Regions from separate parts of the Homo sapiens genome. Here region 1 is linked to region 2. A link is a loop called in an ENCODE intact Hi-C map of the cell type or tissue named here. Cell type or tissue: heart left ventricle. All regions are shown on one strand. Each heading gives the region's core, and the rest is flanking DNA. Links, peaks and the distances in the headings are about the cores only.

Region 1 (16,052 bases), core at 5,663-10,662, 500 kb after region 2:
GCTCTCCTCAGAAGTCCAGTGCCCTCCTTCCTCCTGCAATATGTCCTTCTCCTCAACTTCCCAAGGCACCAAACTTGGGAAAGCACCTTTCCCAAACTGTCCAATGCACCAGCATTCATTCTTCCTCTTTCCTTTCACATCACAAGCTTCTTCCTTTTACAGCAGCTTGGCAAGTGCTCAGAAAGCAGAATGATTAGAGTAATTCAAACAAAAATAAGAAGATTCCACTGTAACCTTCCAACGGGTTTCCTGGATCACACAATATATATTTTTAATGTATAGAATTCAAAATATTATTGGTGAAAAATTTTTATTGGTTAGCAGCAGGAAACCTGTTATTAAAAGCATTCTATGTATTTAGCCAACACTATTTTAATAGAAAGTTACATGAAATATAGAAAAGAAAAAATGCACAGCACCAGGTACAAAATCAGTGCTTAAGAAATGTTTGTTGGATTATGCGTATATTCAAATTCTCACCATTAATATCTGATGTCCTGGTGGTATAATCATGATGCATTTCTTTAACTATGAGAAAGATTAAATGTATTTAAGCCTTTTATCTTGTTTAAAATCTGTATTAGGGAACTACTATATCCAAAACACCATGCTAGGTTGTGAAAAGAGAATGATAGAAAGATGAAAAAGACATGGTGTCCACCTTAAAAAAAAAAAAAACACCTACAACATAGAAGGGAAGGCAAGCCAACGTGTAAATGACATCAAAGATTGGGATTGGTGTTGGTATGGGGGGAATAATGCTGATATTGTTCCTACCAAGAATATTTGTTCCATAGTTCCAAGCAAATATGTTCATACTGCTGACAAATGTCATTCCAGAAAAGTAGATTGATTGCTAATCAGGAATCTGTAGATTACAGCATCCAACACAGTCCATGCATGTTCACACTTCACCATTTTTCAGGTGATATTGCTGCATCTCACAATTTTTAAACTTCAAGAACATATATTGCATTTCTCACTTCCTATTTTCCATTCCATGACTGAAAGATAAAGGTTGTGGTTAAGCACAAACTCCATGTCCAGACTCAGGGAGAAAGAAAAAAAAAAAAAACTCTTAGACTAGATAACTAAGGAAAAAACATTTTCTGCAATAATTTTATATGATGAATAAGACTACAGGGTGGGTAATGTAGAATGGATAAACCAAAATGATAGAATGGATAAGCCAAAGACAATGAAAGTGAATATTTAATCTCTCTCCCTATGAGCCAGGAACTGTGCTAAATGCTTCACCTTCATCAACACTTTTCTTACTTCTCAGCAATCCTTAGACAGTGGAACTATTTTCACTTTACCAAGGAATTGGAGGCTACTAAGAGTTAAATTTTCCAAGAGAAGATAGAGAACATGTAGTTGAACTGAGATGCTAATTCAGGATTTTCTGGCAGCAAAATCCATTTTCTTAACCAGTTTCCTACATGTATTGTTCGTTTTTCCCATAGGGGTAAGGGATATACACTCATGAAAAAATGAAAATCATGAAGACAAATTTTATTTCACTTCACTTTTTTCTCAAGACTGCCATTATTTCATTTCCCCCCTACTCTATAATTCATAGCATGGCCTTTGCTTTTAGTTGATCTGAGTCACAAAATGTGCTTTGAAGTCCAAGCTTAGACAAAGTGAGATAAGGGCAGGCTCCAACCATCCTCAAAGCGTTCCCATTTTGTTTATTTTACTCACAGGCCTTGATCTTTTGATCTGTTTGTTCCTGCTTTCAGGACACTTGAGTGCTTGCTTATGGCATGTCTTCCAACTCAAATCAGCTATTCAAACCCACAAATTCCAATCTGGGCTCTTGTGAGTTAAGGTTCCCAGGTTCTTGGAAAGCCATGGGGACCTCAGATAGGGAGCAGGCAGGGCTGACTGCATGTGAGAAAATGAGGGAGTAAAAACTATTGGATTTATTATTCATCACCCCCATAAATAGGTACAATGTTTTTGTACCTTGAAAACAGTCAAAAACATTCCCTCCCTTTCAGTGTGTGTCACTTTGATCTTCTCAACAACACAGGGAGGAGTGTTATAATCTCACTTTGGTTTATAGATGAGGTAACAGACTTGGAGTGTTCACTCCATCAGTAAATAGCAAAGCTGAGGCTCAGTCTCAGATCTTCCAACCCCTAATAATATTATTTCCCAGAGAGCACACTATCACTACCTTTTAAATGCTAAATTTTATCTTCATTAAATAAGAAATGTAACCAGTTCAGTGTCAATGAGGGCAACTTAAGTAGATCAAAACTAAGACTGGGATTCCAACTCACTTACCATTTTGGTTTCTGTGACTTCTAGTCACTGACATGACAACACATGGTAGTAACTGGGTTCTAACAAGCTAAGATATAAGTCCTGTGTCTTGAGATGAATATTGTATTAGTCCATTTTCATGCTGCTGATAAAGACATACCTGAGACTGGGAAGAAAAAGAGGTTTAATTGAACTTACAGTTCCACATGGCTGGGGAGGCCTCAGAATCATGGCAGAAGGCAAAAGGCATTTCTTACATGGTGAAGGCGACAGAAAATGAGGAAGATGCAAAAGCAGAAACCCCTGATGAAATCATCAGATCTCATGAGATTTATTCACAACCACGAGAAGAGTATGGGGGACACCTCCTCCATGATTCAAATTTTCTCCCCCGGGTTCCTCCCACAACACATGGGAATTATGGGAGTACAGTTCAAGATGAGATATGGGTGGGGACACAGAGACAAAGCATATCATTCAGCCCCAGCCCCACCAAATCTCATGTCCTCACATTTCAAAACCAATTATGCCTTCCCAACAGTCCCCCAAAGTCTTAACTCATTTCAGCATTGACCCAAAAGTCCACAGTCCAAAGTCTCATCAGAGACAAGGCAAATCCCTTCTGCCTACTAGCCTGTAAAATGGAAAGCAAGCTAGTTACTTCCTAGATACAATGGGGGTACACAGGTATTGGGTAAATACAGCCATTCCAGATGGGAGAAACTGGCCATAACAAAGGGGTTTTGCAAAACAAAGGGCTCATGAAAGTCTCATGCAAGGCTCATGCAAGTCTCAAATCCAGTGGGGCAGTCAAATTTGAAAGCTCCAAAATGATCGCCCTTGACTCCAGGTCTCACATCCAGGTCAGCTGATGCAAGAGGTGGGTTCCCATGGTCTTGGGCAATTCCGCCCCTGTGGCTTTGCAGCGTGTAGCCTCCCTCCTGGCTGGTTTCACAGGCTGATGTTGAGTATCTGCAGCTTTCCCAGGTGTGCAGTGCAAGCTGCAGGTAGACCAACCATTCTGGGGTCTGGAGAACGCTGGCTCTCTTCTCACAGCTCTACTAGGCAGTGCCCCAGCAGGGACTCTGTGTGGGGGCTCCAACCCCTCATTTCCCTTCTGTACTGCTCTAGCAGAGGTTCTCTGTGAGAGCCCTACTCCTGCAGCAAACTTCTGCCTGGGCATCCAGGTGTTTCCATACATCTTCTGAAATCTAGGCAAAGGTTCCCAAAACCCAATTCTTGACTTCTGTTCACCTGCAGGCTCAAAATCATGTGGAAGCTGCCATGGCTTGAGGCTTGCACCCTCTGAAGCCTCAAACCGAGCTCTACGTTGGCGCCTTCCAGCCATGGCTGGAGCAGCTGAGACACAGGGCACCAAGTCCCTAGACTGCACACAGCATGGGGGCCCTCGGCCCTGCCAACAAGACCATTATTTCCTCCTAGACCTCTGGGTCTGTGATGGGAGAGGCTGTTGCAAAGGTCTCTGACATGCTCTGAGACATTTTTCCCATTATCTTGGGGATTAAAATTCAGCTCCTCATTACTTATGCAAATATCTGGAGCCAGCTTGAATTTCTTCTCATAAAATGGGATTTTCTTTTCTATCACATTGTCAGGCTGCAAATTTTCCAAACTTTTATATTATGCTTCCCTTTTAAAACTGAATGCCTTTAACAGCACCCAAGTCACCTCTTGAATGCTTTGCTGCTTAGAAATTTCTTCCACTAGATACCCTAAATCATCTCTCTCAAGTTCAAAGTTCCATAAATCTCTAGGGCAGGGGCCAAATGCCACCAGTCTCTTCATTAAACATAACAAGAATCACCTTTGCTCCAGTTCACAACAAGTTCCTCATATCCATCTGAGACCACCTCAGCCTGGATTTCATTGTCCATATCATTATCAGTATTTTTGTCAAAGCCATTCAACAAGTCTCTAGGAAGTTCCAAACTTTCTCACATTTTCCTGTCTGATTTCATGCTGCTGATAAAGACATACCCAAGACTGGGAAGAAAAAAGGTTTAATTGGACTTACAGTTCCATATGGCTGGGGAGCCTCAGAATCATTGTGGGAGGTGAAAGGCACTTCTTACATGGCGGCGGCAAGAAAAAATAAGGAGGAAGCAAAAGCAGAAACCGCTGATAAAACCATCAGATCTCATGAGACTTGTTCACTACCATGAGAAGAGTATGGGGAAAACTGCCTCCATGATTCAAACTATCTCCCATTGTGTCCCTCCCACAACACTTGGGGATTATAGGAGTACAATTCAGGATGAGATTTGGGTGGGGACACAGAGCCAAACCATATCAAATATTAACAATGAAATCAGATGTTATTGACATGTATCTTGTCCTCTAATGTTCTCAACTTTGCTCTAATTCTAATGATGCTGCTTATTAATTAGGCAATTTCAGCCATCAACAACTAAGGTTACAAAATAGCCACACTACCCATATCTCAGTGGCTTAACAAAATGCAAATTTATTTTTTGGTCCTATAAAATCCAAAATGAGTATTCCTAATCAGCTCTCTTCTAGTTGATGCAGGGACTTGGGTTTGGAAGAAACCATCTCACATTCCACCATCTTCAATTCATGGCTAATGTCACCACTGAACAGAAAAGAGTGTGAAATCTTGTGTGGGAGATCGTTATAAGCCACACCTAAAAGGGGTATATGTGAAGACTCAGTCACAAGCAAGACAGTCGGGAAACGCAGTCAAGCTGCATTCTAAGTAGAAAGAAGAAATGAATTTGTGACCAGCTAGTTTTCTCTGCCACATACTTCCATTGCTCAAGAGCTATTTGGAATTCCCATTTTAAAGTTACTTTCAAAGTCAGTTTATGATCCTATAAGAAAAATAAGGGATGAGATGATTATATATATATATATACATATATATATATATATATGTATGTGTATATATATCATTTGGAATACATGTGGCCAAAAATTGTATTACCAGCTTATCAACTAATGTATTCATTGAGTTTGGCCTCTGCATCAATAAGGGTTTTCCGGAGAAACAGGACCAATAGGAGATTTACTTTCTATCTCTATCTATCTGTCTGTCTGTCTGTCTGTCTATCTATCTATCTATCTATCTATCTATCTATCTATCTATATCTATCTATGCATCTGTCTATGTATCTATCTATCTATCTATCTATCTATCTATCTATCTATCTATCTATGCATCTGTCTGTCTACCTACCTACCTATATATCTTAAGGATTTGGCTCACATAATTATGGAGGATGACAAGCCCCAATATCTACATAAGCAAGCTGAAGACCTAGGAGAGGTGATGGTGTAACTCCAGTCCAAGTCTAATAGGCTGGAGACCCAGGAAGAGCCAGTGCTTTCCTTCAAGTCCAAAGGAAAAAAATATAAAAAACTTATGTCCCATGTTGATATGCAGAAGGAATTCTTTCTTACTAGACTTTATGTTCTATTAAGGTCTTCAACTAATTGGATGACACCCACCCAAATTAGGGATGGCAGTGTGCTTTACTCATTCTACTGATTCAAATGTTAATCTCATCCAGAAACTCACTCACAGACACACTAGAATAATCATAAACCAAATACCTGGGCTCCCTGTGGCTCAGTCATATTGACACAAAATTAACCATCAGAGCTCCCAATAACCTTTGGTTACTTATAAAATTTATTGTTTACAAGTTACATATCTGACAGCATTAGGAAACCAGAGAATGCAATGCATTTGTTGAAGACAATTTCCAAAGAGATTTTCCAAAAGTATTTTGGACTTGGCCTCTCAAAGTCTACACTCAAGAAGATACCATTCATATGTATATATTTATATGTTCTGTATGATTGATGTGAACTAAATTACATGTATGGAGTTCATTGTCTGTTAGAAAACGCTAGTAGTAGCTGAGACTTTCAGAGTGTCAAAGATAAGATTACTTTTCATGTAACCTGAGATAACCTGGACAAATGAAATATCTTTAATCTGGAAATGGGAGAATACTGTCAACATTCCTGGGTTAAATCATAAAATACCGCATAAACAAAATGGAAGTATTGTAGTTCAGAGTTGATAGTGATGATGAAGCTGGTGGTGTTGGAAGAAAGAGGTTGTTTTGCCAAGGACATATATGGATCCTCATTTCCCCTCCAATTTTAGATTTCTCTCAGCAGAGGAATCAGCCTTGTATTTCTTTCATATTCTCACAGCACCTGGTACAGCACCCAACACAGAGTAAGTGGTCAACAAATTTCTGTTTGTAAACGATAGGGTTTTCAACAGATACCCAATGCCCTGAATATCACTTTCTGCCATTGTGCCATTATCCTGTTCAATCAAGTTGCGTGCATCAGTTTAAGACATGCACTGTTATTTCAGTGTTTTACATCAGCCATTATAGGCTTCACAATAATTTTATGGAGTCCTTGGAAGTATCATCCAATTTTGTGACCCCAAAACATCCTTTATAGATAAATGAATAGTCTTGAGGGGGAGGCATCTTCGGCTGTTTTTTTCTTCAGTATGTCTCTTTTCTAACTTCTGCATAACTTTCCATCCAGGCTAAAGACTTATGAAAACAGCACCTTATATGCTTCCTACACCAATTACAGAGTACTCTACACCCTGAAAGAAAGGGAGTATATTTGTGTCTAGAGCTCCTGATGGGTTAACTACCCATGTTACATGTCATATCTCATCACCTGGCATTCCAGATAGTCTAACATTTTTCTTTTGTGATCTCTCCTTATAAGGCTTGTACCTTTCATCTCCACACTGTAAATTCTGGTCCTTCCCATTCCTAATTTCTTGAGCCACAGTCCATGTAAGAACAGACTGTGGTCCCCTCAGTGACATGGCACAACTTAGCCTAGTAGGTTGAGGGATATGCCGAACCAGTGAGTAATGTCTGGGAACTCTTTGGCTGACGTCCTCCTGTGCAAGGACAAATTTGCATTCTCACAAGTTCTCAGAATGTTTCTCCTTTAGGAACAATATCTGACACTGGAATTTTTGAAACCTGCAGTACTGTGTCAAGCCAAGCCTCTTTGCCGATAGGAAAAATGAAAGCCAATTTTGTTCTTCATTCCTGCGACTCGTTTATTGTGCTATGACCTTGTGTAGACTAGCCTTTAATTCCCTCAGAGATCTGTGTAGACGACTTGGCATCTCAATATGTGTTTTCATGGCAATCTAGGGTCTGGTGCCTTTCCTACCCTCCACAGCCACCATTTAGTGATCACTCCTTGGACTTCTGCCTCACTTACTTTCACTACACAATTTAGAACTTAATTATACACGACTTTATATTTTTGGACTCTTGTTTCCCAGTCTTCACTGCTAATTTGTTAAAGGAATGGATTATATTTTATGCCTCTTCTGAATCCCACCCAAAGCACCTAGCATCCTGCTCTAAGTAATCTAAGAGTCACTCACTAAATAGATGCCATGACGATGAAATCATACGAATGGCTTTTGATGACATACCAGATCTTACACATTCAAATGAATGCTTTCCTTGGCAAGACTGCCACCTGGCAGGCTACCCACATATGCCAGTGATGTTATCAATGCTCAAAATAATTTTTCAGTGACTCTGTCTGCTTGAATTAAACTGAGCATCTTGGATAATTATTTAATATTTGTTATTTAGCATCTACTATAAATGCATGGCACTGTTTTTAGTGGGTACCACAAATATATTAAGATATGATTTCCTGGTCTCAGACCTTTTGCAGTTTTATGTATAGGGTCAGAAAAGGTTGTGACAGCAATTTTACAAGGTAAAATCTGGCAAATATCATATGGGAGGTATAAAGGATTATAGGGATCAGAGAGAGAGAAGGTAATTTACAGCTGAGCCTAAAGGGGACATACATCTTCAATCTTTATGTTTGTAAATCATTGTAAATATTTATTAGATAATTGTTTTGGTCTTAAGCAACAACTAAAAACTATTTAGAACTAGTTAGGGAATAAGTTATGTAAATAATTGGGTAATACTGTTAAAAATTGCAATGGAGCAATAAATCATATCCCTAGGTTGGAAACTTGTTTTGAAGGGAACTGTTTCTTCAAACAGAAAAACATAGTAGCCACCCGAGCCAATCAGGTATCATAAGATACCTATGATGTCATTCACACCTGTCTGCCATCTAATTTTTGACCATTCATCTCCATGTGCCATTTGTATTTGTTTCCTCATTTGTAAAAGTAAAGAACATAAGCCAGACCAAAGGTTTTCAGCGGAATTATGAAAACATCCAGGAGTTATGGGCTTCCCTATGAGATTTCACTTGAATAAATATATGGCAATAAAATAGTATTTGAGAATTGCTAGACTTCATCACTGTTGAGTTCTCTCACAGCTCACATGTTCTATGATCTGCACATAGTAGATGAGCTCCAACCACCAGTAACACTGGGTGACAAGAAACAACCAATTGCCTGCTGCAGATCATCTGCTCCATGGCCAAAATGTCTTGGGGATTCCCAAGCCCCAGGCACAACCCTGCTTATCTGTCACTAGCTCTCCTGTCACCTGGTTTTATTTCCCTCAGAGTAGTCATGACTCTTAAATTATTTATTAATCTACATTTGTATTGTTTTTATTACCCACTAGACTATAAGATAATCCATGAAAGCAAAAAACTTGTCTATTTAGTTTATAGCTATGTCTTGAGTAACTAGATCAGTGCCTGGAACATTGTAAACATCCAATACATTGTTGTTGAAAACAAACGCACAAATAAATAAATGAATTGATTGATTAATTATTAATATTTCATGATTTAAGATTCAAGGGAAGACCTAGGGAAGATAATAAAATATAAAAATCAATTCAATAAAGAGATAGTGGAGCATTTTCTATACTTCTGGAAATGTGTGAGGTACTGAGAATACAGAGTGAATAGACCTATTTTTGGTGAGCTCATAGTCTATTTTGTGAAACAAAGCAGGAATGCAGGGAGGACTGTATACAGGAGAATAATAATAAAACATGACAGCATATCAAGAAAGATCTCAAAGATCCCACCAACGAGTGGTGAATGGCTAATGCATGTAATGCATTAGGCATTTAGAGGAAGCAGAGGAATTCCTGTGAGCTGGAATGACCTAGAAGATCTTCAAAGAGGAGAAAAACATCAAGAATAGAAGGATGTGAAAAAGTGGGCATCCCAGACAAAGATTGGAGGTGAAAAAGGGAAAGGGACAATCTGACTGGAGAGAAAAGAAACTAACTCTTAATGAGAACCTAAGGTGTGCCCCACACTAGGCAATGTATGTTTGGATACCTTTCTCATGTGTCCTCCACACGTTCCTGCAAGGTGAAAAATATTATGTTTATTCCATAAATGAAAAAAAATTGAGACTCAGAGAGATATGGAAACTTGCCTAGATTCACAACCTCTCTGTAGTGATGAAGCCAGGATTTGCACCCAGATCAGTTTCATTCTGAGGACCGTGCTCCTCCTACACCTCACCAACATAAGGAGCTTCTGGGCTGTGGAAAGCAGGGGTGGAGAGGGGAATAGTGAAAAATAAGGCTGAAATTAACTTACTGTTAGAATATGCTCAGGGCCTGGAGTGGTATTCTATACTATAAGACCAGTGAAGGTAATGAAAATACTTGCCCAGAAGAGTGACTCTTGGAAAATACTAATTTAGGCAATGTAATCTGAATGGATGGAGAGAGATAGAAGCAAGATCAGTTAACAGTTATTGAAGCACCTCTGAGCTGAGGTAAGTACAAATGAAGTAGAAAGAAATAAGTATAATAGATGGACCTACATTTAAGAATTGTAGAATAATAGGATCATCACAGGGAGAAAGTCAGGAAGCATGTGCACCCTTAACACTGCTGGCAATGCTGCCTTGCTATGCACACCCCTTTTTGCTTGTTCCAGAAGTTCCTTTTTCTAATTAGAGCCCCTACCCCCAGTTCTCTCTCTCTCTCTCTTTTTCATTCTGTCTTTTCTTTGTTTTTGCTTATCTGTATCATGTATTTTTTAAAAAATTCAAAACAAATATGAACTATTGTAAAATCAAAAAGGAATTTGAGAAGGGAGAATTAGTTACTGGCCACTTTTTGCAAGTGATAAAAAAGAGAGGCATTTAAAATATATCAGGTATCAAAAATGAGAAAAAGAATTAAAATGTACATTTAAAAATAACTGTTAGTTAAAAATAGGAGAGTATAGAAGAGCTTTTCAGAGTTGTAAAATTTTTAAAGAATCTTATTGAATAGGGTTATGTTATATTTTCTGGGGGGCAATTGAGTAACTGAAGTTAAGATACACATTTATTTATAAATTAGAAATAAAAGCACTTGTCTTTTTCCATGTCTCAGAAACACTACAAGATTAAGAGGTATAATGCAAATAAAATTACTTTGGATTTTTTTGTGGTTTATTGAAAAATATTTTACAATAAAAGCATGGTCTAAATAGAATTGCAAATAAACTTACATTTTTCCCATGCTCTATAATCACAAATTCCTTTTATTCTAGTACAATTTTTCTTCTATATAGTTCTTATTTCTAGATAGCTTGAAATTTGGAAAGCCCAATTATGCTCCCTCACATGTTTATATGTCAGACATGAGCTTCACCATTCTGTACCATAATTACGTCTTTTTGTACCTGTTTTCTTAGATTACTGTGAATACCTTGGGGAAAAGTATGTGTTTATTTATTTTGTATCTCTTTTGCCTTGAATAAATAGGATGCTCAACCAATAAGCTTAATGAGTAGATTTATGTAATGTAATTCATGCTGTGGAATTTTACTGCTGAAGAATAAATAATGTTGAATCGTTATTGAAAAGACAACCCATTTTGATTTCATGTATGCCAACCAGTAAAATATGAATATTCTTTTTTTTTTTTAGAGGTGGAGTCTTGCTATGTTGTCCAGGCTGGTCTCGAATTCCTGGGCTTAAGTGATCCTGTCATCTAGGCCTCCTGAGTAGCTGGGACTGCAGGTGCATGCCACCACTACTGAAAATATAAATATTCTTGAAAAGAGGAAGCAAACTTTGAAATATCTAAAAGATAATTTCCATCACTGGCTAATTCTGAACTCTCAGGACATTAGGAAATGTTAGGATAGGCCGGGCACGGTGGCTCACTCCTGTAATCCCAGCACTTAGGGAGGCCGAGACAGGCGGATCCCGAGGTCAGGAGATTGAGACCATCTTGGCTAACACAGTGAAACCCCGTCTCTACTAAAAATACAAAAAAATTAGCCAGGCATGGTGGCAGGTGCCTGTAGTCCCAGCTACTCAGGAGGCTGAGGCAGGAGAATGGCGTGAACCCAGGAGGCAGAGCTTGCAGTGAGCCCAGAATGCGCCACTGCACTCCAGCCTGGGCGACAGAGCGAGACTCCATCTCAAAAAAAAAAAAAAAAAAAAAAGTTAGGATAAAGAATCTCATAGGTTCACAAAGCGTCCCCCCTTTTTTCCCTCTTTTATAAATCTCTTTTCCACCTGTTCATGGGCCATAAGTAAAAATTTTTAAAAATTGACAGGAAAGATAAATTCTATTTAAAAATAACCATTATTTTCACAAGACAATCATGCTTCTTCATGTAAATGCCCCAAAAGATAATAATTTAACCATACTTTTCCTTATGATTGTATTTGTATACAAATACTGAATATAGGCCAGGCACAGTGGCTCACACCTGTATCCCATCACTTTGGGAGGCCGAGGTGGGAGGATCCCTTGAGCCAAGGAGTTTGAGACCAGCCTGGGGAACATAGATATACCTTGTCCCTGCAAAAACTAAACATATTAGGTGGGCATAGTGGCACTTGCCTGTAGACCCTGCTACTCAAGAGGCTGAGGTGGGATGGGAAGATAGCCTGAGCCCAGGAGACTATGGGTGCAGTTAGCTGTGATTGTACCACTGCACTCCAACCTGGGTGACAGAGCGAGACTCTGTCTCAAATATATATATTTCAGCAAGCCTATAACAGTGTTTGCTCACCCTGGTAGGTTGAGTCCCACATTGGCTGCTTCCGACTGGTTATCTGAGGAAACACTTCATACATACCTATGTGTGTGTGCATATATATGTACAACCAAAAAAATCAGCTTCAAGAAAAAACTAGTCAGCTTCAAGTAAGTGAAAATTTTAGGGCAAGTGGTAGGTAGTGATAACATTTTCCCTTCAGGCCATTCTGAACCATTGATATATTTTGCACATGTGGCTCCAGTCTTCATGTTTTCCCATCTAAACTTAGGCCAGCTCATGAAAGGGCAACACTCTACAGTGGGAAGAGAACCAACTTTACAGTCAGACATTCCTGGACTCGAGTTGCTGCCGCTCCACTATTTAAAAGTTGCAAGTCCTTGGACAAATCACTTCACCTTTCTGATTTGAACTTTCCCCATCTGTCCAATGGGGATGACTCAACACCACCCCGTTACCTATTAGGCTCTCGGTAAACACCAGTATTCATGCTCTCACTTCCTCCACACCTAAACCTCTTCCAAAAAAACACAGATATCTCTTTGAGTCTGTTATTTCATATGATACCTTCTTTTTTTAAACTTTCCCGTGGTTTCCAAAACCAAATGTATGTGATAATACATAGTACATATTACTACTATGTAATAACCGGTAACAGTGTTTGCTCGCCCTGGTAGGTTGAGTCCCACATTGGCTGCTTCCAATTGGTTATCTGTGGAAACACTTTATCCTTTTATAAGGGTGAATCTAGAGTGCACTGAGTAATGCATAATAAAATTAGTTTTGGGGGTAAGGAACCAAGTTTAAAAGACAAAAAAAAAAAAAAAAAGCTGGGGGAGGGCAGATAAGCACAGTAAAATAATCTCCAATGACTTCATTGTGAAGTAATGACTTTTACCAAATAACTGCATTGTAGTTTTATCTTTCCAACCAAGATTGTGTTAATGCTCTAAAATTAAGTCTCTTGTGAAAGTTATCTGGAATTTCTCAACGAGTTTTTAAAGGGGTTTTATTTTTTCATTGGAGGTCATGCCTCAAGAATTTGTAGGAATTCCGCCTGGAAAGTAATAATCAGTGGAAACTGGCAGTCAAAGCTAATTTATATTACTCTTCCAGATAAAAATTCCTTCCGTCTTAGACCTGCATTTCAAAAAAGATTATTATCACTCTGGAGAGAATACATCAGTGTAGAAAAAAGAAAGAATGACCTCAAGGATGTCTTCACTGCCTCTGTGCAACTCCAGGTCTGCTTCTTTTTAAACCTCCTTTTAAAAATCCTCTCTTTTGAAATGTTTTGAGGATATTCAAAGCCAGGAGATGTGTCAGAGGCCTGCCTGGCGAGAACTCTCAAAATGATGTTCCCTAATTTGCCTGTTGTGGGAGTTCATGAGACATCTTGGGTGGTGGGAAAAAGACAGAACTAGGAAATATGGGGGAGAGAGAGGTTCAGTAACTGCCCTAAGAGGAAGAAGGTGGTTTTCATATATTCTCATTCCCTTAGTGGCTAGAGGGATTGGCTATGCTCAAATCAGAGCCTCAGCGCCTCCTTTAGTGGTCGTGTTTTCATATGCATAACACATTTGTGAGGTTCCATGCTTAATGAAGAAGCCTTGGCTTTTAAAATGAAAGACCTAAATGTATTTTATTTTATTTTATTTTTGAGACAGGGTCTTACTCCAGCACCGAGGCTGGAGTGTAGTGGCTGTATCTCGGCTCACTGCAGCCTTGACCTCCCAGGTTCAGGTGATTCTCCCACCTCAGCCTCTCAAGTAGCTGGGACTACAGGTGCACACCACCATGCCTGACAAATTTTTATGTTTTTAGTAGAGATGAGGTTTCGCCATGTTACCCACGCTGGTCTCAAACTCTTGGGCTCAAGGAATCCACCCCACTTAGCCTCCCAAAATGCTGGGATTACAGGCATGAGCCACCCATTCAGGCCAGTAGATCTAAATTTAAATTTCAAGTTCTCCAATTACTAGTTCCTTCATTTACAAGTTACTTAACCTCTCTGAGTCTCTATCTATAAAATGGGTTTTATAGAATTGTTAAGGGGAGTAAGGTAGTTGTTCTGTGTAAAACATGCAGCTCAGTGTTTGAATGACTAAAGGTTTGTTGTGTTAGTGTTTTACCAACTAAAAGTTTGTTGGTAAAACAAATGAATAAATACATGTTAGTTCCTTCTACCCTCTTTATCGCTTCCAGAGAATCTGGGAAATGTCAACTCCAATGTAAATAACTTGCAGTCTGTTCAAGGATCCAACCAATGAAGTACAAATGCACTAGTACTCTCTTTAGTAATTTTGAAAATGTTTTTGAATCAATACCAATAAAAATCCACAAAAGAGATATGCCAAATGATGATTTGTATGACTAAATCAGACATTCAGAAGCCTTACCCATTTCTCAAGACTAAGAGCCTATACCTAAGTGGCTAAGAATAACTTTTCAGAACCACTTTTTATTCACAGGATTTCAATCTGAGACACTGCCCAAAACAGACACAGCATCAAAACCAAATGGCCTGCCTTTGTTTTTAAATCATCTGAGATACGTGTAGTGGGTCAGACTCACCAAACTTCCAGCATTCAACAGAGCAAAACTGAACAGAGGAAGTATTCTATTTACTAAGAATTCAATCAGTCTTATTGAAATATTTAAAAGTTGGACCAAAATGTACAAGCATCATAAATACAGTTTGTACAATTCCAAAAAGCATCTATCTGGGACAAAGCCATTGTTAATCCTATGTGTTTTTGTCAGTGGGTAGGTAATTCTTTAACAGTAGAAACAGAAGACAGATTTGCTTCCAATTGTGAGCTCATTCCTAAGGTCGCAACTGAAAGCTGAAAGAGAAACAGAGTCCAAAATAAACATCAGTTTGGACTATAAAGAATTTCTCTCTGAGGGTGCCCAGGTTTATATGAAGGAATTCCACCTCAAACAAGGAGAAATCTAACTCACTTTTCCCAGTTATTAGCGGGCACGTCTAGTGTCTGCCTGTTCACATTGATCCATTCCTCAACCTCAAATCCATTTTCCAAAGACCCTGGCTTAAGAACCACATGGACCCAGAGTTCTTCTGATTCGTTGCACTTTAGTTGCTTAGAGGGGTAAAAAAATAGTTATAAACTATCTGTAGGAACAGTCCCTAACATGGTTGGCCAGAAAAGCTCAGTAAGAGAGCCAAAAAGTTTAATTTGTTGTAACCTATGATTTCTTAGTAAATATTAACTAATGTTGGAAGTATGCATGGATTTACTTCCCTAGGCTGTTTGAACCTTTTAAATCATAATTTTTTTAAACAAAAAATTTAAGCAAGACCTTAAAAAAGTGACTCATAAAAGAAGGGTGTTTTGTTAGCTTCCCTCGCCTGCCTCCCAGCTACCCGTCTTCAGGGTGATGTTTTTCTTTCATGAGCTTGTCCCCTCCACTTATGTGCCTGGTTGATGGATAATTCCCTCTGCAGGTGTCTCAAAGACCCTGAGTACCCTTTTGGTTGAATGCCCAAACAAACTAACCACTGTTCACAGAGGTACTCACCTTCCTTACCCTTTGTCTCAGTCATGACTAACTGGATGCCCAGCCATATTAGGATTGAAGATTTAACCGTTTATTCAGGTGCAGAACCCCAGAGGCCCTGCACAGAGTGACAGCTGGAACATAACCCAGAAACCTACATATCCCCTAGCCATCAAAGGCATCTTCCTGGCCCAGCACGCAGAAGCTCGGTGGATCTAGAAATAACTGTTTATATGGGCTGGATTTTCAGAAGTTATTATTTCTTTATGATTGATTCATTTATGTGT
Region 2 (16,052 bases), core at 4,584-9,583:
GAGTGTATTCTTTGATAAATATTTTTAAAAGATTCTTGGCTCAAGAGTTGTTTTGTGTTGTTTTGGAACTGGGAAGGGATCGGGCTGCAATCCAGCACTCATTATTAGATGTTTTCTCTCTGATGTATGAAGACAGCTCAGGTGGCTGTAGCTCTGCATAACCACAAGAGGGCAAGAGAGTCTAAAGAATGAGAAGAGGACCCGCCACGGAAACAAACTCCTCTTTGTTCACCTAGAGGCCAAATCATCAGATGATCTGCAAAACCTGGCAACTCTCAAGAACAATAGAGGGGCATGTATTAAGTGACCAGCTTGCTAGTCAGACCATCCAGAGGAGAGCAGCAGACTGCTAGGTCCAAGATTTATAAGCTGCAATCTTTGGCTAGTCGGCTGACCTCTCTGAATCTTTTTCTCCTCTGTAGAAATGGGTATTGCCCATCAAGCACCTGCCTGTCTTCCTTCCAACTTTTCCCAGGGGTTGGTTCCAACGCCTAATGCCACGCTTTCTTCAATGCCAAATGTCACTCCGCTGAGAAACCTTCCAGATCCCCTCATCCTTGCTCTCATACTACTCTGCACTGACCTGATAGTCTTTCTCTGGTTGTGTTCTTATTATTTGTTTCCAAGTCTGCTTCCCTCATTTGACTAGAGCTCTTGCAGGGCAGCTACTGTGTATCTTTATACCTGGCGTTCAAGGAACTGTGGAATTCTAAGCATTTCTCTCCCTTCTTTTTTGCTCCCTCCCTTCCTTTATTCGTTTATACAGGTTTTTGTTCCAAGAATCAAGATAGGCATTAGGGAGGATGTGGTCCCTGCTCTCAGGATTACAGGTTAAATAATATTTTGGCTAAAACTCCCAGTATGAAAGAGTAAGCATAAGAGCCACATGATTAGTCATTGCACTTACTGAAATAAGCAAATGTTAGCATGATGTACAAAGGGAAGAGAAGACATATCTCATTTGGCACATACTGGGGCTCAGACCACTCTTGGCTGTAAATGTAAAAAAGATGTTTCCAAAGAAATATAAAAATATATACACAAGGAGGCTTGTTTTTCATTTAATTAGAAATGAGCAGGTGAAAGGGATTTAAAGTTCTCATAGGATTCAAAAATGCCAGAGAAGCGTGGAACTGTGCAAACTCACTGTGCTCAGTGAAGAATGGTGCAGTTAGTGGTCAAGAGTGGGGCTTTGGGGTTAGAGTGAGCCAGCTTCCTCACTTACCTACCTAGGAGGGCAGGCAAGGTGCCTCACCTTCCTAAGCCCCAGCTGTTTATTTGAAAAATGAATACGAAATAGGAGACAGTTGGCTAAAGATCAAGGGTAATGCCTGGCACATGAGGGACATGTCAGCTGTTATTGACTGTGATCATCCTTCTTTTTTGTAATTGACTTCACCACATTCAATAACTTTCCACAGTGAGGATGAGCCTTACAGGAGGTGCCTGAACATCCCAAGAATGGCAGCAGATTTTTCAGGGAAACAATCATTCTTATTTGGTTGGAGGATCTAACAACGCAGCTTTGGGAGCCCCAGTCCTGTAGTGTCCTCCCTTGGGCGTGAGAATAGAACCAACCAGGGTGGCTTGGTGTGTCACCAAGGTCTGATGCTGCCCTTCCCACATTCTAACTCATTATGAGTCAATCATCCATTAATGCATCTGAACAAATTAGCTCTGATTTATAATTTTATCTTGGGAGGTGGCGGAGTCCCATAAACTGCTTTACTGCTTCGCTGATGATCATTTGAGCCAAGGGAAACAAAGGAAGAAAAGAATGAGATTTAAGCACAAGTTTTAATCACATTCCACATATAGAAATGCAACAAGTAAGCCAGCCTTTGGAAATGGCCATTATCACAAATGTATTGTGTGTCTGAGGCTTTGCAAATGTCTCTGCTAGGACAGTATGATTGCAGAGGTGCATGGAGGTTAAATACAACTTCAGAGCAGCCTCACAGTGCCTTGTATGGCTGACATGCCTTTAGATGCCCTGTGGCTTTCCAGGCAGGAAAGGGGACCCAGTAGATGTGCTGAGGTTTTCACACCTATCGCAGGCTTCTTAGTGTGAATGTGGAGCTTACCAGGGCTAGCTCTTGCAGGCTGCAATTTCCAGATAACTGGAAGTTACACAGTGATGGTGGCCATTGGTTATTCTGATTATTACAAAGAATCAGGAAAGATATTATTTACTCTTTTATTGGATTTTCCAACATATGGCAGGGTTGGGTGTGTTGCTCTCTCATCTCCAATAACGAATCGGCTTTCTCTTGGCCAGCAACTCTTGTGCGTAGGAGGCTGAATGCCTTGTTCTCTTGGGAAAGATAGACTTAGCTGCCAGGATGAGGAATCCAGCTACGCCTGGACAGGGTGGGGTCTCCAGAGAGCAATGTGAGGGAGAGGGAGGGATTGAACAAGAAGACCTGGGCTCTGGTAAAGTTAACTTTTTAATATTTACTAGGGAGCCTAGAGTTTCAGTTGATAACTGCGTGATGTGTTTGCACCAAGTGAGCCAAATGACATCCCAGAAAGCTGTGTGAGAGAAGGCTTTGCAGTAATTCAAACATAGAAAAGGACCTGGAGTATTCAGACACCACATAGTGCCCAGTGCTACAGGCTTGGGATAGCAAAAGAACCTGTACTGCGGATTCATTCATGACTTCATTTCAGCACAATGACATTATCAGGAACATTAAATTAGTGTAACTGATGTGAATTTTATTTATAAAGTTTATTTTCATTTATAGTTACATGTTTTGATTAATATATGTACCTGTTTAGGTAAGGTCATGATAATAATAATTTAAGTAAACACTAGGAAATTACAAGGTTTTTTTTTTTTAAATGAGTTCATGCATTACTCATGTTTCAGAAAGGCTAAATTAAAGAATATTTAAAAGGGTATTTTTCTGTATCAACGTTCAATCAGAAATAGAGATCCAGTATGAGTGACATGGAATAGGGGGTTTATTATTCGATCTCATGCAACTGTGGGAGCTGGTGAAGAAGTCTAAGGAAGACTGTTATCCTTTTGTCTGGTCTGATGGCGAACCTGAAGTTGCTGTACCTCTGCAGAGCTGGCAGCTGGGGAATAATAAGCTGGGCATGAAATAGCACAGAAGACAAAGAACAAACACAACTGAGAGGACAATCTGGAACCTACGACCATCCCCTACCACCTCCAAACCTGATATGCAGAACCTGAAGCAGGAAATGCGGTGGCGGCTGGTACAGCTGCAGGTTTGGCTGCAGGCTTACACTGACAGGGTGATCCCACAGATTTGCTACAACAGCCACTGGTACCTACATCCACCTTCAGAACATAATGGCTGCTACTTCACTTTTGCCCTCTGAATCTCAGGCAAACTTCTCTTGAGGTTAACCCTAACCTGCACCAACTGTAGGAGGGAGTGTTGGGAATCTTAGCTCAAGGTTAGTTAAGTGGATACAGTACAATGCCATTGCAATGATTTAATTTCAGCTATTTCTGGGATGAGTGTTTAAGCAGAATCTATAACACAGCATATATTCACTTAATTCTTATTGAATGAATAAATGATTTGATGAACAATATTGAGGTTCAATTAGTCTCACGTCTTGATGATCCCAATTTTTCAGTTTAGCAGAGGGTTTGGCATGTAGTTCATGCTCAGTGAATATTTGTTGACTGTTACTGAATGGTGTGGCAGGAAGAGCAATGGTGCAATGGTTAGCCAATCATGAGGCTTCAGGGTGGTCCCAGTTGGCTACTACTTCACTGTGGGGTCCTAGAGCAAATCACGCCAGCTCTGTGGCCTTGGTTTGGTCTAAGGGACTGAGATGAAATAATCTCTATGTAACCCTTTTGCTCAGAAGTTTCACAGTTCAGAGAGTTTATCAGATTGCTTATAAATGGTGGGGGGGTGGAATATTTCACAAACTGAGCATTTGGAATGAGAGTTAGAGAATGTGAGTGATCATTAAGCAAAGCAGGACTGGGCGGGGCCCGTTGGGAGCCCTGGAATCCATCAGTCTGCAGGGAGACCTACCTGGAGGGTGCTTGATTAGAAGAAGAAGGATAGGTGCAGACGGGAGTTGCAAGGGAACTCGGGGCCAACTTTGCCTGTTGGAAAAATTGTGCCTCAGCTAGCTCTGCTCCATAAAGCACGATCTGACTCGATTCAAGTCTGGCTTCTAAATCGTGTTAGTTTTTCTGCAGAGCTAATTCTCTGCAGAGCAGAGATCTTTGTCCCATAGCAAGTGGCAGTGTCTTCTGAGATTCCCAGGCTTCCTAGGACACAGAGCCTTGCCTTGAAAAGCCTTCTTTCTTGGTTTGGGCACTGATTTCTTCTATCTGTCCTAATTCTGCCAGTTGCTTTCATGCATATGCTATTTGAGCTGAGCTTGGCTGATGGTTCTAAATTTTTAGATGAAAATGGTGTAGAAAGTCCTTTTTTTTTTTTTTTCAAATATGTGAGATAATTTGTAGTCTTTTGAGCATGAGACAAGAAAAATCTCCAGCTTAGGCCATGGTAAATGATAAAAAGTCATGGTAAACTCATTCCTGTTTTAGACGGAATAACCATTTCCTTATGCATACCCCACCCTGGCCACCTCCCAGGACCTCAGATGCATGAGGTCCAATTCAAGCTAAATTTAACAGTTTATCTAGAACTTAAAGTCAGTCAACAGCTATTTACTGAGCATCTACAATGTTGTTTGGCTAAGTAGGTGCTGGAAGAATCCTGAAACATAATTAAACATAATACTTTCAAAGAACTAATCATCTTCTTGGAAATAGAACAAACACATGAACAATTAAGAAATGAATGTGCATGACAGGTGGCTCCAAACATGGTGGACTCTAGGGGAGGGCTTTACAAATCTATGTGATTCACAGAAGAATTTTCTTTTACATGATGGGCATGGAACGAGGCTTGTAACAATTGTCAAAAAACAGGAGAGTTGTTCCAAGCTGGAGATGGGAATGACAAAGAGGTGATAAGAAGACATGAAAGGAGGACAGAGGAGAAGTAGATAGAATGTTAGATCGATACAGAGTAGGACTTCTGTATGTTTTTTCTCTTCTTAACATTAAAATATTAAGACTTTATTTTTAAGAGTAGTTTGAGGCTCACAGCAAAACTGGATAGAAATTCTACTGTTTCCACTTACCCCCTGTCCTCACACACCCATGACTTCCCCCACTATTGACATGTCACACCACAGTGGCACAACATTTGTAAGTTTCTGTGCTCATCTTTCCTTGATATTGTTAGACTCTTTTTTTAAATTTATTTTTTACTTTTTAGACAGAGCCTTGCCCCGTTGCCCAGGCTAGGGTGCAGTGGTGTGATCTCAGCTCAATGCAACTTCTGCCTCCTGGGTTCAAGCGATTCTTCTGCTTCAGCCTCCTGAGTAGCTGGGATTACAGGTGCGTGACACAATGCCTGGCTAATTTTTGTATTTTTAGTAGAGCCAGGGTTTTGCCATGCTGGCCAGGCTGGTCTTGAACTCCTGACCTCAGGTGATCCACCCGCCTTGGGCTTCCAAAATGCTGGGATTATAGGCATGAGCCACCGCACCTGGCCCAGATAGACTCTTTTAAGACAAGATGCTAAACTGGAGTTTAGGTATTACCTGGCACAATCCCAGTTTCGAGATATGAGCCTCTGTTTTTGGAGGATATTTTCTGAAGAACTATTGTCCGAGATAACCAGTTTAGATTAGGAATCTAGGCTGAGAACCAAATTCCTAAAGCCCATTCTATTTTTCTGGTGCAGACCCATACATCTTGCCTCTTTCCCTTCTAGCAGCTCAACGTCTATAGGTTAGTGCTCTAAAAGAACTTCACAGGTGGCAGAACTGAAAAAAAAAGCCTTTTTTCCCTCTCATAAAAATACCTCTTTACTTTATGCCTTTCCATCATCTCATGTAGCTTTCCAAAAAATGAAACACGTACATAAAGACCAACTACACTCAAAATGCTGAGTGGGTCAGGGAGAGACTGGGATCTTGATCATTAACCAAGGCTCTGTGGAGGAATTAAGTTGTTTGACTTGTAGCTCCAGGCTTGGTGAATTAGGTAGTATTTCATTTCAATCCTTTGTAGGATTCAGGCTGCCAATATCTAGGCTTTGAAGTGGTTTCCCCCTCCTATGATGTAACTGGATTCCCTTTGCTCGGCCTGAAGAGGCGTTCTTATACTCCTTTTCCCCAAACTAGTCACCAGTGGTTTGCCAGGCTGTGAGTCTGATGTGACTTCTCCTCTGGTTTCCAGCAATTCTCCCCCAAAGTCTATATTTCCTGCCCTAGATAATTTAAGAAATGAAGATTGCAATACATTCTGCCTGTATGTGTGTGCTTGTGTGCATTTGGTCGGGGGTGGGTACTGGGCTGGTAGCAAGTGCTGCAAATTTCAACCCTCAGAATTTAACTCTTCCAACTCAACTGGGATTTAAGAGTGACTCTACTAACTCTATTTCTTTGTTTTGGGCCATCCACACCAGCACAGGCTTTACTGACTCTTCAATTTCCATTAGAGGAGCGTTGCCTTACCCATTTTTTGGTTGTTCATTGAAGAAAATGGGTATTTTATTGGAATCATAGAATGTCTTCACTCCAAAATCTTTCCAGAAGTTAACAGATTGATATTTCGTCGATCTACTCATTTTCCATGTCGTGAGAAATAGTTTGTATTGAGGCTTTTCTGAGAGATAGAGGCAGGCTCTCTATAAGTCACTTTCACTTTGAGTAAAGGCCCCGCCACCAGAAAGCTGTGTGTTGGGATGTATTTTGCCTCTTGCATAGATGTATTCACTGACTTTCACCATTGTAGTATGTCTCTAGCCAACACTGAGAGGCATGTAGGGGCAACTGTGTGAAACTTACTTTATTTACTGTAAGAAAGCTTTTGAAACATTGCCCTTCATCATACATTGTCTTTCTTAAACCAGGAAAATAACAAAAACAAACAAGTAAATAAAGATTCTATCATGTCTCAAATATGGTTTTTCTAAAGTGTGGTTTCTTAAGAGGAACAATTTCATAGCAGATATAAAATCTCATTGTATCAGTTCCTGCTGATTTAAAAGTTATAGTAGTTTGTACCTATGATTTTGATCTCAGATCAAACTGGCTTTTAAAATTTTATTTTTATTAATTAATTAATAATTTTTTTTTTTAGAGATAGGGTCTTGCTCTGTTGCCCAGGCTGGAGCATAGTGGTGCAGTCTCAGTTCACTGCAGCCTTGAACTCCTGGGCTTAAGAAATCCTCCTGCTTTGGCCTCCCAAAGCGCTGGGATTACAGGCATGAGAAACCACATCCAGCCTGATTTTGATCTTAATGTAAGCATGACATATTTTGTAACTTAAGCTCATGGTACCTTCTTTTGTCAAAAAGTCTTTGGCTGGTTCATAATTATGGCCTTAATTTACTGCATTTAACCTACAGATGCTCGTTTGTTTAGTGGCTTATAAAATGGTCTGGGGAAAGTAAACGGTATTTATTGGAAATGTTTTTGCAATTTGGAGGTTAAATCGTGTTTCTTCTATCAACTCAAATTATTCTGTCTAGGTCTCTTCACACTAGGTGGCAGAAGTGGCTCGTGGAGGAGTCTAATTTCTTGACACGTGATTTTGATTGCTCCTGGGGGGCAGGGGCACTGAGGGGAGAGGTAAGTCAGTTACTTATAATGGACACTGAGATGTCTTTCTCTGGTGAAGTGAGCAAATGTGTGGCTTGGGGGATTGTCTCTGATTCCGAACCTGTAGCCCCACCCATCTTTCTGTCTCTATTGTTGCATCCAAGAGACAGAGGTGAGGGCAGGGAGAGAGAAAGAGCACCTTCATTTTTCCTTATATTAAAGTAACCAGAATCACATTTAATAAACCACAAGAGAGATGAGAAGTTACAAGCTGTTATGCACCCTGAATTGACCTGCCTCTGATGAGCTACAGGAGACAGTCGTCTGTCGTGGCCCATGGGTCTCTTGATTGTGTTGATGGATACCAGGTTAGCAGTGTTCCTGCTTGGAATTCTGCTCACATGTTGCTTTTGGACCATTTCAGTTGTTTAGTCAGCACAGTGAGAGAGCATGAGAATTGGGTAGGGGGGTGCTGCAGCCTTCTTTGATACGGTCTTGTTTTGGGCAAGTTACTTAATCTTCCTAATAAAAAAGTTTCCTCATCTGTAAAATGGAGATGATAATAGTACTTTATAGTGTGTCTTTGAGAATTAAAGGAGATAATACATGTAAAGTGTTTAGCACATGGTAAGTAGATAATATATGTTTGTCATTGTTTTTTGATCAAGTCAAACTCTATAAATGAACTTTAGTTTCATAACTTATAAGATGATAGTTTTGAATAATAGATCTGTCATGTTGTTAGCCTTCAAAGTTTAAAAACCTGTGTACAATGTGTGCACTGTCTATGTCATTTCTATATCACTCATAGGGCCTCGCACCTGGATGTGCACACAATAGTTAATCATGCTATTAAGTGCTTATTGAATTCTGGATAAATAGAGAACATAAGGAACTATGCTTCTAACATGATTTATTTTACATATAAGAAGATAGTTAGAACAGAAGTAATATAGTCCGTTTGTTCCTTCTTGATCATTCATTTAATCATTATATTTAAAATAATGAACATTAATGCACCAAACCATTACTACACCCTAGGAACTGAGCAAAAGGCAGCAGGTATAGAAAGCAAAGGTAGAACAAGTTTCATGTCCTCAATGACCTGACTTCTGGGTAGGGAGACAGAGAAATGTAATATGGTGCCAAAAAACCTAAGTCTGCACAGATTCCACTGGAGCCAAGGGTGAATGAGCTTGTTGTATTAGCAATTGCAAGCTGTTTGATGTAGCTAGTGTGTAGGGTGCTTTGGGGGGTGTTCAGAGATGAGGCTGCTTACCAACATTTTCTAGGGTCTAAACTGTGCACGCACTGTTTGAAATGTAGATGTACCACATTTGAAATGTAGATGTACGTAAAGTTCAGCATTTTAAATTAATGAAAAAATATTGACTTTAACAATTGTTCTGAAACTTCTCTATGGTAGAAATGGTAACAACTATACTGCATTGTACAACTCATAGAACTTAGACATTATCTCATTTGATTAATCATAATAATAGTATATTTCATTTAATGAGCCTATATTATTTACTAGGTACTATGTTTGACACATAACATATGTTATCTCATTTATTCTTAATTAGAACCCTTTCTATCAGGAGCCCAAGTTTACCAATAAAGGGTGTAAGTTAGGAAGAACCAGCTTAAGCTCTGTGAGAGCAGAGATCATGTCTATTCATCTATCCCTCTATCTGGCATGCTGCCTGGCACCTAGTAGGAGTTTAAGTGATGTTTATTGACTGAGTAGATAATATGACTTTTTCAGGTAAAACTAGTAACTAATGGAGACAAATAGGAAGGTACTGGATTTTGACAATTTAGTTCGACATGATCATGGTTAGTGGAAGTCCACTTTTTTTGTGATGTAGGAGAGATTCAAACTCAGTTTATGTCCTTTTAGCCATAGATCCTTGCTGGAAAGAAATGCAATCTTGGTCATCAATTGCTTTTCATTTGTCAAGGATGTTGACTCTGGTGAGACAGTCCTTAACTGTGCAGGACAGGCTATCAGTAATTACGTTTTTGAGGAGTCAAAAGTTATTTGTGCATTTTTGACTGCATGGGGCGTTGGTGCACCTAACCCCTTGTGTTCAAGTGTCAAGTGTATTGTTTCTGAGAAACCTTTCTTTTCATTCTTAGTTTGATCCAATAGCCTCTAGTCAAAGGTGCTGTATTATTGTTTCAGCTTCTGGTCTTGGGGTCATTTTGGTTGAGGAAAGGTCACCAAATTTTGGGAATGACTTCATGACTGAAGAACATTTTTGAGACTTTTGAGTTTGCTCCCTTTCAAAACAATGTTTTTCTCTTTAATGAACTTAACTGAATAATTCAGCCAACAGTTTCTGATAGCTTACTCTGTGTTAGGTCCTATGATGGGTGCTGAGGATACAAAGATGGTAAGACACAGCTCTTGCTTTCAAGGATAAAAGGGGGAGACAAACTTGTAGACAGATTACTTTTGTATTCAGTGTGTTTGAGACCCTCATTGGGAGAACATGAAAGGCCTATGGATGCACAAAAGAAGCAGAAATGGAGGCCATTGTTGGCTTCCCAGCATCAGCAACTTGAGGCTAATGGGAGGTAAAGGTGGGGAAGAACTTGTAGGAGGGGCAAAACCATCTACTGGCTATGAATGGGTGAGAAGGCTCAAGTTGCACCAGCAGTAATCTGATACCTCTGCCTCATCATTTTGATGGGCCAACAGCTCCCCAGATTTTAGAACCAGATTAACACTGCACGTATTATTTTTGTCTCTTTCATATTCATCAGCTGAAAGAATGCAAGTCCTCATTGACTTGGATGGCTCTCAGGTGGAGAAGCTGAAGCTTACCCTTTCTTCTTCCATTCATGGTCCACTGATGTATGGCACCTCTAACGGTTGTCCTTGGTCTAGGCTCTGAGATGCTGATTTATCTTTGGCCATTAATCTTTTTTTTTTCTCTCTCTCTTTTGAGACAGAGTCTCACTTGCTCTATCGCTCAGGCTGGAGTGCAGTAGGGCAATCATAACTCACTGCAGCCTTGAACTCCTGGGCTCAAGCGATCCTCCCACCTTAGCCTCCTATGTAGTTGGGACTACAGGTGCACACCACCATGCCTGGCTAATTTTTAAACTTTATTTTAGGTAGAGACCGGGTCTCACTATGTTTCCCAGGCTGGTCTCCAACTTCTGGCCTCAAGTGATCCTCCCGTCTCGCCCTCCCAAAGCACTGGGATTACTGGCATGAGCTGCTGTGCCCAGCCTGGCTATAAATCTTCAATCTGTTGTATTACTAATTCTTCCTTTAATCTCCTTTTCCCCAGTTTTCTCCCTTTGTGTTTATTTTGTTCTCTCAGTGAGTACATAACTGAGATTATCTCTATTTATTCTAAGAATTTGGTAAAAACGTTAATGCAAACTTAAGTACAAAAACTGCTGGGCAGAACTGATTATCTACACCTGCTATCAGAGAGTGAGGGAATCCCTGGAGAAGCAGGGGTGCTATCACACAGTTAACAATCTGAGCAAGTCTCATCTCTTGAACCCCAAATTTAGTTTAGTTTACCAGACAGAATCCATGACTGCTCATCAACATAATAGACCAATGGTAAGTATGAGGATGCCAGATAACAATTTGTCTCATGATTAGAAGCTAAGGGCAGGTAGCAGCCATTCAGCAACCCTGAAATGACAAAGTTAGGGAATTGGGTTTTGAAAATGAGTCACCCAAACATTTTCTTTCCAAACATCTGCAGGTTGTTAGCCTGATTTATTTTGAATTAAAAAATCTTTTTGAGCTGGCTGACAGCTTATTTTAATTCCCAGCTGTTAAAATGTTTCAGCAATTGGAATTAGGGGCCGTGCCATTGCTTTTGATGTGGCGGGAGCCAGTTCAGCGCTCAGGTACACTTGGGGGACCTGCCCCTTCTCATCATGGCCCTCTATAGTTTTATTTCCTTCTGTTTAAGAGCTTGGTGCTTTGAGTTCTTTGTTTACGATCTATTTGCTTGGGTCTTATAGAACTGGTGGCCAAGGGAGTTTAGCTCATATTCCAGGATGTGGTGGCTTTTATCCAGCACACAGTGCTTTGTTGCTGTCTTAGATTCCTTCTGTGACAAGTTGGGGGATAAACAAATAAATAAATAAGTGTATATTTAATTAATATTGCCGCCTCCTTTCCCAAAATATGCTGAAGTAAACTTTCTACCCAAAGCAGTGGTTCTTATAAATGTTTTCAAGATTTTTATGCAGATTGTTGTCTTGGTAAAGGCTCATTTTCCCTGGTTTTGAACGAATGCCTCTCTTTTTTGTTGTGATTTTGGATAGGGGATCTGGGGACCTAGTCTCCTCTATCCTGATGCCACTTACCACAAACAGCTGACACCGCTACCAGCATCTATCATGACCACCACCAAGGAGCTGGTCCTGGCCACCCCTGACTCCTGTGGAATGCTGTCTGATCATTACTATTCCTTTTAATGCCTGATTTCCCCAAGGAATTATCTACACTAGCTGCTTTCCCTCTTCAGCTTCTCTTTATGCCTCAGTTTTTTCATTCTGTTTGTGGCTCATTCTATGCTTCTGTTGACACTGGGCTCTCAAAGGTCATTCATGGCTTTTTTTTCTTTCTTTCTTTTTTTTTTTTTCCCGAACATGTTTTTTAGAGCATGCTTTCAATTAGAAAAGTAGTATGGCTTATAATATAACATTTAGAAAACACAGACAAATGTAAAGAAAAAACATTCATGATCCTGTTTTCTAAAAATAATTATTTATAACATCTAGTTTACCTCCACTTGGACATTTTATTTGCATATGGGCATATATTCAAAAAATTGAGCTCCATGAGATTTGTAGTATTCATTCTTTTTCAATATCATGAGCACTCAGACCACTGGAAAATCCTCATGAACCATGCTTTAAGCATTCATGGCTTTTTAATTGGATCTCAGTCTTTTTGTTACTTGATTTCTTTGCTTATTTCATGACCTCCATGTATCTGCATTAAGGGAAATTATAAAACCAAAGCCTAGAATGACATAATGGGACATTCAATATTAGAGTAAAGATTTATGACTTTATTCAGTGGGCACCAAGAAATCCAATCCTGTTTTTTAAGCTGTAAAATGAAGCATCAGATTAATACAAAGATGAAAAAATGAATAGAAGAGACCATTATGAAGATGGTCACAATAGTCTAGGTGGAGATAGGTATTGAAAGTATTAATTAGAATAATAATACAGAGAATCTAATGTAAAGCAAAGTTTGGAGAAGCATTGAAAGAGTCAAATAGATAAGATCAGGGGAATGATAAAATATGTAGAGGGAAAGTGGAAGGAGAGAGATGCCTTTCTCTAATTATGTTCTTCAGTTTTGACTTTCATGTTTCTATTCCTGTTCTCTCTTTTTGTAGTATCCTTTTTTGGTCATCTCTTTTCATTGAAATCTACACTTTATTTTAAGTTCCGGGGTATACACGTGCGGGATGTGCAGGTTTTTTACGAAGGTAAATGTGTGTCATAGTGGTTTGCTGCACCTATCAACCCATCATCTAGGTATTCAGCCCAGCATGCATTAGCTATTTCCCTGATGCTCTCCCACCCTGCGCACTCCCCGCCCTAGCAGGCCCCAGTGTGTGTTGTTCCCCTCCCTGTGTCCATGTGTTTACATATGAAATGTATACTTTTTATCAGGATTCTTCCTCTTCATGAAATTTTTCTTGATTACCTCAGGCAGATATTATACCTCCAATTTCTTAGAATTCTGTCATACTTTCTATATCTCAAATTTTATCTCATTATTTTAGGGCAATGATCTCCTCAGCCGTAGTTAGGTAGACAGCTTGTGGTTTAGGCTTTAGATGAAGGTGTAGGAATAAGAAAAACGCAAAGAGGCAATTGAAAAGTATAAGATTACATGATCTAATGACCAAGATGAAATTACAAACTCCATTTCATGTGCGGTCTGAATTAAAAATACTTTAACTTGTGACAACATTTTCAAGTTAGCTCCTTGGGAGCTTTGTTAGGATAAAATGAGTAGGAGGAACTTACCCTTTGGTAAGAAAATACATCATAGTTTCCATGTCTCTCAAGGAACTGGAAGAGAGTGCTCATTCTTTTTTCTGGAAATTTAAGAAAATTATTTTATATTAAACAATTATCCTCTCTCCCTCCCTCCCTCCCTCCCTCCTCCCTCCCTTCCTTCCTTCCTCCCTCCCTCCCTCTCTCTCTCCTTTCTCTCTTTCCCTCTCTTTCTCTTTCTTTTTTTTTTCTTTCTTTTTTTTTTTTTTGTAGGATCTCCCTCTATCGCCCAGGCTGGAGTGCAGTGGTGTGGTCTCAGCTCATTGCAACCTCCGCATTCCAGGTTCAAGCAATTCTTCTGCCTCAGCCTCCTGAGTGGCTGGGATTAGAGGTGTTAGCCACCATGCCTGGCTAATTGTTTTTTTGTATTTTTAGTAGAGACAGGGTTTTGCCATTTGTCCAGGCTTGTCTTGAACTCCTGGCCTCAAGTGATCCACCCGCCTTGGCCTTCCAAAGTGCTAGGATTACAGGCATGAGTCACCATGCCCAGCCTACTATTATTTCTTGACAATCTTTCCTGAAGAATTTATCTTTATGTGACTGAATGTGAGTTAATTTGTTTTCTAGAAAGATGCATTAATACAAAACAATATTGGTTTTCCACTAGGCTTTTCTTTCTCTAAAGACCTTCAAGTCTTAAGAGAAATATGACATTGAGTGTGAAAGCAATATATTAGAGAAAATAAATATTCCCTGCCTCCAGCCTTCCATTTTAAATTTGGCTAAACTTTGGGAATCATTTTAGAAGAGTAGGGTAATATTTTGAGTGAGACTCTCTCAGATGCAGTTTAGTTGGGAATGAGTCATATGGGTGCTTTCTTAATGATACGTTATGACACATCACATGAAGATGACTGAATTTTCCTTTTCCTCTTTCTTTCCATTAGCACATTATCTACTTTGCCTCTTTTTCAATGATGAGTATCCAGCTTTGTCTTTTCACTTCCTTTCACATTTCAAGTCTGGTTTCACATTCAGAATTTATTAAAAATGACTTTGAGAAATGCTAATTTCACAACCATCTTCAAAGATTCTGTTCAGAGTTCTAGGATGGAGTTTAAGACATTGCATTTTCAGTGTCTACCACCATCACTCTCTGTCCCTAGAGGATTTAGGTACAGTTGGACTGTGGATTACGCTTTGAAAAATTCTGGACTAAAGGAGCTGATTGAACTTTATCTCTTATTACAGCATCTCTCTCCAATTGCCTTGGCCCATTAGTGAGCAACTACTAGATTTAAATTTGTATGTTTCTTCCAACGCATCTCTTTTGAAGGTTTATTATAGTGTTATGTACCCATTCAGAGCTTAGTACCTATAAATGGAGAGGATTCTCTGAAGATAACCTCCCTTTATCACTTCTAACCTCTTATTCTTGGGTTGTGACCATTTTGCTTACTCAGGGATTCCTAAATAGCCTTTTCAAAAAGTGCTCTAATGAGTAAATTAAAGTAAAAAGCATTTTTAATGATATTCATGTATCTGATAACGATTTGGACTTAACAATGCTGAAATTCTATAACTCAATGAAATGCACTTTTATAATGTTATACATCTATATTTAAATTACCTATTAAGATTTAAATCACAGCAAAACTTTCTTCTCTCAGATAATGCACTGTGGAAGTTATGAATTTACCTCTCATTTCTTTCCAGTAATTCTTTCTCCCATTTTGTGTGAGATATTTGTCTTTATAATTTGACATATTATTTTGGTGTTGCTTAAATATTGCAACTATTATGGGTAACTGAGCTGGCTATTGACATTGTTTGCCACTTATTATAAACAAGAAAATAATGAAGACAAGTCAAAAATGTCAGAACCTGTTAATGATGGGATCGCAGTTATGGTTGGATATACATCAAGGATGGGAGTAGCTAGCTGCTATTTATTATGACATTGTACCAAGTGTGTTAACTTTTGTTATTTCATTTTTTCTCATTTTATTCTTATTGACTCATGTAAGTATAATCATTCTAATGTTACAGAGGAGAAAACAGAATCTCAGAGAGTAACCTGCCTTAACCACAACAATGTAAGTAATAGAAGCAGAGCATGAATCCTGGCTTGCTTGACTCCAGAGTCTCAGCTTTCCCCACTACACTGTGCTGTTATGATGCTTAATTCATTTATTGTATGCCAACTTAATAAAAATAGATTTTATTCAGTGGAAACTCTCTGAATCATACTATATTGGTGGATGCATGTCATTATACATTTGTCCAAACCTGTAGAATAGAAAACACCCAGAATGAACCCTAATGCAAACTATGGACCTCAAGTGACAATGATGTGTCTATGTAGGTTCATCAATTGTAACAAATATTCCATTCTGTCCAGGGGTGTGGATAATGGAGGA

Evidence for each region. Peaks named below come from ENCODE experiments on the same cell type or tissue, not always from the same donor. Only the 100,000 strongest peaks of a DNase experiment are listed, where the experiment ranks them.
Region 1: a loop joins it to region 2, with 6 times the contacts of the local background. A loop is called at or near these places in 8 of 110 quality-filtered maps.

The regions. Positions count from the first base shown.
Region 1 is chr1:219,296,161-219,312,212 of GRCh38, reverse strand. It overlaps a transcript of LYPLAL1 not described here. Among named protein-coding and RNA genes, the nearest start is that of LYPLAL1, 130 kb to the right of the region's middle. In heart left ventricle, for the core only: a CTCF peak has its summit at 7,761; no DNase peak of the experiment used is centred there; H3K4me3 peaks cover 460 bases; H3K27ac peaks cover 2,076 bases.
Region 2 is chr1:219,796,928-219,812,979 of GRCh38, reverse strand. LOC105372926 (a long non-coding RNA gene) reads left to right here. Exons shown (of 6, transcript XR_001738473.2): 3 at 15,682-15,728. Among named protein-coding and RNA genes, the nearest start is that of SLC30A10, 120 kb to the left of the region's middle. In heart left ventricle, for the core only: CTCF peaks have their summits at 7,357 and 7,558 (motif pointing right); no DNase peak of the experiment used is centred there.